2 separate regions of the Homo sapiens genome follow, and region 2 is linked to region 1. Evidence: chromatin contacts called from ENCODE Hi-C data. All regions are on one chromosome and are shown on one strand. The core of a region is the stretch at or near the end of the contact, and the rest is flanking DNA. Distances in the headings are between cores, read along the strand shown.

Region 1 (3,090 bases), core at 202-2,701:
GTCCCTTTACAACCACTCCTCGGGTTCTCCTGTCTCCACCTAGGCCTTCAGATTCTCCAGTTTTCTATTTCCACTTGAAAGCTCCATCTTCTCCATTGAGCAACCTCTTAAAAACCAGCCCAGGGGAAGTCTGGGTAAATCAGTTAAAGAGATGCTAAGGGGACACCGGAGAGATATTGACTGAGTCAGCCGGGAGTCATGGCTGAAAGCAGCTTGGCTTTCCCTGATGCGGTTGGAGACAGCAAAACATCCTTACTACCTGCATCCTTACTACCCCTCTGCTTCTCATCCCCTGGCTCCTGGGCTGCTGTGCAACAACAAAAGGACTGTCACACAGAAAACTGGAATGGAGAAGTTTCTGAAATAGTCATGAGCAATAAGGAAGCAATGAGGACTGATGGTCCCATCCTCCTTCCTGTGGCTCCTCTGAGGCCTCAGCCTGACTCTCCCATTCACCCATTTTTGAAATAAAGAGTTTCTGAAATAGAGACAATTTATCTAATATCCTTGACCTATTGACCAGAAACCAGAAAGGTAAGAAGTGCTATCTAGAGGTGAGAACCAGAGAGTAATCTGGTGAGGCCTTGTTGCGATGCTGACCTCCTGCATCAAAGTACACAGACTGGGAGTCAGAAGCCCTGGCTGTCACCCCAGCTCTGTGACTAAGCCTCTGAGGGACCATCACAAGGGCATCAACAGAGTAGGTACTCATTTGCCAGGTATCAGACCAGGCGATTAAGAAATACTAACTTTAATAATTTGGCAAATCAGCAATTATCTCTGATTTTCCCAGTGGAAAATAATGAAGGGGTTAACGTAGCTCATCTGTGGTCTCCTTGATTTCTGACATTCTGAGATTCTGTGATCTACGAACACAGAAACTAGCCCCAGCAGAACAATCATGCCTTCTCTTGGGCTCCATCAGCACTTGGTACTCAGTGCTAGTGTACATCAGTGACTACTTCCTGATCTGTTACATTTCCTGTGTGGGTTTGTTTCCCTGAGACCATATGCTCTTCAAGGGCAGACACTGTTTTCGTCTCCTGTGGTCCTCCTCCCAGCTCAGTACCTAGGGGAGACAGGCCTTAGAGTGGGTTGTAGATTGTCAGCAGAAACCAGGCAACACTTTGCTTGATGTTGGTGCTAGATGGCTCCTGAAACACTTGCCTTGGGTTTAAGCCCCTCCCTTTTGTTTCTATCTCCAGATGCTGATTTGCTACAACCACTCACAACCAGGCCTTCTGGCCATAAAAGGATAAAAGCCTACTAGTGGTGACCTTGCCCATCACCAAGGACTAAGAGCCAGGTAGGTTCCTCCTCAACTCTTACTCTGTGTTTCCCAACTGTCCCATGGCTCAGAGTACCCACCTCCACCTGTGCAAGCCTCTGTTCTAAGCGCCCGGCTCCTCGCGTCCACACCGACTCCCTCTCTGGCTGCTGCCACTTCGGAGTGAGAAACTGAGCTGCTGCTTCAGTTCCGTATTCAGGTTTTCGTCATTTCCTGCCACCCCATCCTCACAGCTACTTCCTGAAATTTGAGTCAGTTCCTTCTGCTTTAGACACTTAAATTTTAAAAGGATTAAATGTTTCTGTGCCTGGTCTTTTGCAAGGTTTTGACAATGGGGGTCATAGAGCAGTCATAGAAAATGCTGCTTTGACTCTGAGTTTGTAATCCAGTGAGAGAAACAAACATTCAACCAGAAAACACATTAGAGAATGCTGTAGAACAGCATTGTGTCCTAAATAGGGTGGCAGTTACATTTGAGACAGTAAAGGAATTCAGAGCATTTGGTATTGGGTGTATTCATCAAGAAAGGCTTTATGGGAAAAGTGATTTATATGTGGGTTTTGAAGCATAAGACTTAAAAAGAAACTCACCCCTATATTACCCACAGCACTTAAAAGTGGAGTTTTCATATAGATGTTCAAATAAACGTCGACCAATTGAATGCCAGAAGAGAATAACTCATGAGGGAAAAGGCAAGACATGGAAGGAGAGTTTCCTAGCTTGTTTGGGGCACTGTGGAGTCTGAGCTAACAAACTAAAGATTTGGCTCTAGAGCGTAGGAAGAATTCTGAAAGAACCAGGTGCTGGTCAGCTGATGGAAGAAGGTCTTTGTGGTATCCTGTTTTACTGCGTGTCAAGACTTGCTGCCCCTCCCTTCCCTCTTGAAGTCAGACTTACTCAGGTGACTTGTTTTGGCCAGTGACAGATACCACTTTCTGGCGGAGGCCGTAAGACCACTGCAAGCTTTGCCATGCTTTCACCACTGCCCAAGGCAACCTGCAATTCTCCATATTGGCTCCTCCAGCAGACTGGGTCCCTGAGTGAGAAAGAACACAAGTGGAGCCCCATCCACCATGTGGGGGAATTGGAGTCTTTCACTAAAAAATAGTCCTTTGTTTTGGCTACTGAGAATTTGAGGGTGTCTGTTATTGTATCTGACCTAGCCTTTCCTAATCTTGATTGTGGACTTCTTGATTTGTTCACAACGGTGCATCCTCCAAGGAGTTTAAGCAGGACTGGATGAAACTGGCCCATGATACAGGCACTTTTCTGCATTAGGAATATGAAGCCTCTGTCACTTCCAAATCTAAGGATTCTATGCCTGGGGGAGCTTTATTTATTCCTTCTACTTTATTACCTATTTATCATGGTGGTACCAAAGTTATGATAAGGAAGAGTACGTTTGTACAAGAGAAAAATCACTTGGAATCCTCATGTAGTGTCAAAATACGATTTAGACTAGATGATGTGACACACCATCCAGGTACATAGTTCTCTAGAGAAAATATAGAAATTAATCAGAGATGACACCAAGAAGTCCCATCTTTCCTTAGCAAATGTCACAAGTTCATTACTGATGAGGTAGTGAGGTGTATCACACAGAAAAAGAATGGGCCTTGAAGCCAGACAGACTTGGTTCAATTAAACCACTTATTGTACTTTGAGAAAGTGAGCTATCTTCTCTCAAGCAGCAACTTAATATAAAAATCCATAATAGCTGGGCACGGTGGCTCACACCTCTAATCCCAGCACTTTGGGAGGCTGAGGCGGGTGGATCACAAGGTCAGGAGTTTGAGACCAGA
Region 2 (3,206 bases), core at 199-2,698, 1.3 Mb before region 1:
ACATATTTACTGCATAATCTAGTAGGTGAAGCAGATAATTCCTGTAAACAAGGAATCATATCCAATAAGGTAAATGCAAAGGCAAGATGAATGAAGCACAGAGAAAGTACAGCATAGGCTGTACTTTTTTGTGCAGGGAGTAGTAACGAAAAAAATTGTTGTGCAGGGAGTAGTAAAAAAGGAATCACAGAGATGATTAACTTGAGATAGCTTTTGAAGGATGATAGGCGTTTGCCAGGTGAAGGAAACATTCCAAGCAAGGGAAACAGCACGTGTACAGAGGCACTGCATCCATTCAACACATACTGAGTGCCTACCAGCAACTCCAAGCTGCTTTCTCTACGTGGGAAAATGCATAGGTCACTGAACTCCACAAATGGTAGTTGGTACTGCCACAGAGAAGAGGAAGCTGCAAATGTAGTGGAAAGCAAGGGTTAGATCAGAGCACCTTGTACGCCACGCTCAAAGGCACGTACTTTGATCTATAGAGATGGAAATCCACGGAAGACTTTTGAGCAAAGAAGTGACAACCTCTGATTTACATCTGTTTTGAGTTTCCACTCAGTTTGGATCACGCCCCAGATTCAATAAGGAAGACAGAAAAAATGCCTCGAGAATCTGCATAGGCCAAACACAACACACCAAACAGTCACACATGCGAACATACTAGGTATTTACAACAACTTGCTGAGATGGTTGGGCAGAACTCACTACCGCACAGTTAAAGAGAAAGCTTGGAAATAGTTACGTGACAAACGTTGAGGTGCCCAGGCCCGGCGCCCCAGGGTTCCCGGACACCGCCCGAGGCCTCCCCACCCTCCGGCACACACCCGCTCACCTCTGCAAGTTCTCGATCTCAGCCGGGATGCTCTGCAGTTGGTTGCCGCCCAGGCTCAGGGTCTGCAGCGCGCGCAGCTCTAAGAGCGAGGCAGGCACCTCCTGGAAACAGTTGCCGCTGAGGTTGAGCACCTGGAGGCTGCGGCAGAGCGGCGACTGGGCCAGGCCCTTGGGCAGCGCACTGGGCCCGCCGAGCCGGTTGTTCTTGGCCAGCAGCGTGCGCAGGCCGCGCAGAGCGAGCAGCTCCGGCCCGAGCGCGGTCAACGCGTTGCCGCTCACGTCCAGCAGCTGGAGGTGCGGGAAGCCGCTGCCCAGCGCCCGTGGCAGCGACACCAGACGGTTGTGAGGCAGCAGCAGCCGCAGCAGCGCCTCCCGCGCCCCGCGCCGCTCCTCCCCCCGCGCCTCCAGCTCAGACTCCAGCGTCTCGGTGGACACGCTGAGGCGGGACCAGTTCAGTTCGGCCTCCCCGGCCGTGACCACCGCTGCTCCGGCCTCCTCCATCCTGGCCACCGCACGGCGCGTGGCGCCGGATTCCCCAGAGCGCCGCGCGCGGTCCAGAGGCCGGGAGCTCTGCGGCGCCCCGGAACCTGAACCGAGGGCTGAGTCGGAAGTGGCGCGGGCGGGCGCAAACCCTGCGCGCCTTGGCCGAGTCACGCGACGCGAGTCCTGGGGTGCGCGCGCCGCTCCGGGGCGGGCTCTGCCTCACGAGGCGCGGGGCGCGGAGTGGCAAGAGCGCAGCATGGGCTGCGCAGAACTGAGGCAGACACCCAGAGGCTGCCAAATTGTCATCTGAGCCGGACCGGGTTTCGGCGGCCGCGCTTTATAGTCGCTGGAGCCTGGTGACCTATTCCAGGGCTACAAGACTGCCTCGGCAAACAGCCCAAGGATGTTCGGTTATCTCGCCTTGAGGGTTCGCGCGTCACGTGCCCCCCCCGTCCCCCGCTTGTTTTTCAGTTTAAAAGTGGGGCCCGTGTCTGCAGGACTCTGTGAGCACACAGTAATTTAGTGGTGATTTAGCTCCATGACAGAAAACCGCAGGAATTTAAAGTCCGAGGATTAACAAAGCCGACCTCGAAATGTGAACGCAGCTGGACTAGACCTCAGAACCCCCGGACCCTTACTGGAGGTTCCGCTGTTAAATAGCCTAGGGCAGGGATTTGATTTCAGTTGCCCCATGCATAAAATATGGGTAACACCCGCACTACTTGCCCCACAGAATTATTTTTTTCTTTTTTAAGGCAGAAATGTGTATCAAGTAAGGACGTTTTGCCCGTTTTAATTGTAGAAGCACATACGTGGCTTTTGGTGTAAGTTGTGTCTAGGAGTGAATTTGGGAGATATGGAGGCGGTTGCATGATTTGAGATAGCTCAAATTAATGAGTTAGTTTAAAAACTCAAAGCATAGAGTTTGTACTGCAGGTCAAAACTACAGTTTGGGAAAATCCTGATCTGGTACTAATTTAGTAATTCTAATTAACGTATTTTTCATCCTTGTCCCAAACTCAATCTTTTCTGAAATTACATTTTATGATTTTGAAAAGTAATGAATAGAAATGAGAAAAAATGCTTAGCTTTTTTTTTTTTTAACAAAGCTTATACATAAGAAAGTTAAGTGGTCGTGTATAATCAACGACATTAAATTGCTTTCCTCCTTAAAAAAGGAAAGTCGTTTTTTTCTTGCCAGTCATTTATTTGTATGAGAAACTATGCCTTTACTCTGCAGTCAAACTTTAATTTCTGATTGAGTGGTAGTCCTAGAAGGACGTACTTTGTATGTTTAAGCTAATGGTGGAATGCTTTTTAAAACTGATGAGTCATCTGTTTTGAAAGAGTCCTTTTAAGAACAGACCTTATTTTGGGTCAAGCCAGCATTCTAACAGTAGTCCTAATATCTGAAAATAACAAATATTTAAAATAATAGTTGTTTTTGCTTTAAAATATTTATCTTGGATTTTAAAAAGTGATAGGAACGTAATGTAAAATGAGAAAAAGAAAGGATTCAAACATAATTCAGAAATAAGAGTTGGCCAGGTGCCATGGCTCATGCCTGTAATCCCAGTGCTTTGGCCCAGGCCAGCAGATCGCTGAGGTCAGGAGTTCCAGACCAGCCTGGCCAACATGGGGAAACCCCGTCTCTACAAAAAATACAAAAATTAGCCGGGCCTAGTGGCGCTCGCCTGTGGTGCCAACTACTACACAGGCTGCTGGGAGGATTGTTTCAGCCTAAGAGGTAGAGGTTGCAGAGAGCCATGATTGTGCCACTGCCCTGCACTTTTTTTTTTTTTTGTCTCAAGAAAAATAAAATAAGAGGTAAGATTACAAATCAGTGGAATTAAAGGGAAAAAGATAACCTCAATAATAGCAAATGA

Evidence for each region. Hi-C counts contacts between places; a loop is a spot of excess contacts on that map. Pooled maps may share reads with other maps.
Region 2: a map of CD8-positive, alpha-beta T cell shows a loop between it and region 1 (8-fold over the local background). The contact joins the promoter of LRRC58 here to the promoter of HCLS1 in region 1. A Hi-C loop is called at or near these places in 2 of 168 maps with a recorded cell type or tissue (both CD8-positive, alpha-beta T cell), 1 of 37 single-sample maps with no recorded cell type and 7 of 50 pooled maps.

The regions. Positions count from the first base shown.
Region 1 is chr3:121,659,452-121,662,541 of GRCh38, forward strand. HCLS1 (hematopoietic cell-specific Lyn substrate 1) reads right to left here and starts at 1,452. Exons shown (of 14, transcript NM_005335.6): 1 at 1,369-1,452. RefSeq lists enhancers at 1,295-1,484, 1,675-1,724.
Region 2 is chr3:120,347,906-120,351,111 of GRCh38, forward strand. LRRC58 (leucine rich repeat containing 58) reads right to left here and starts at 1,449. Exons shown (of 4, transcript NM_001099678.2): 1 at 839-1,449. The coding sequence starts at 1,338. It also overlaps the pseudogene BTNL12P. RefSeq lists an enhancer at 715-764 and a silencer at 1,115-1,444.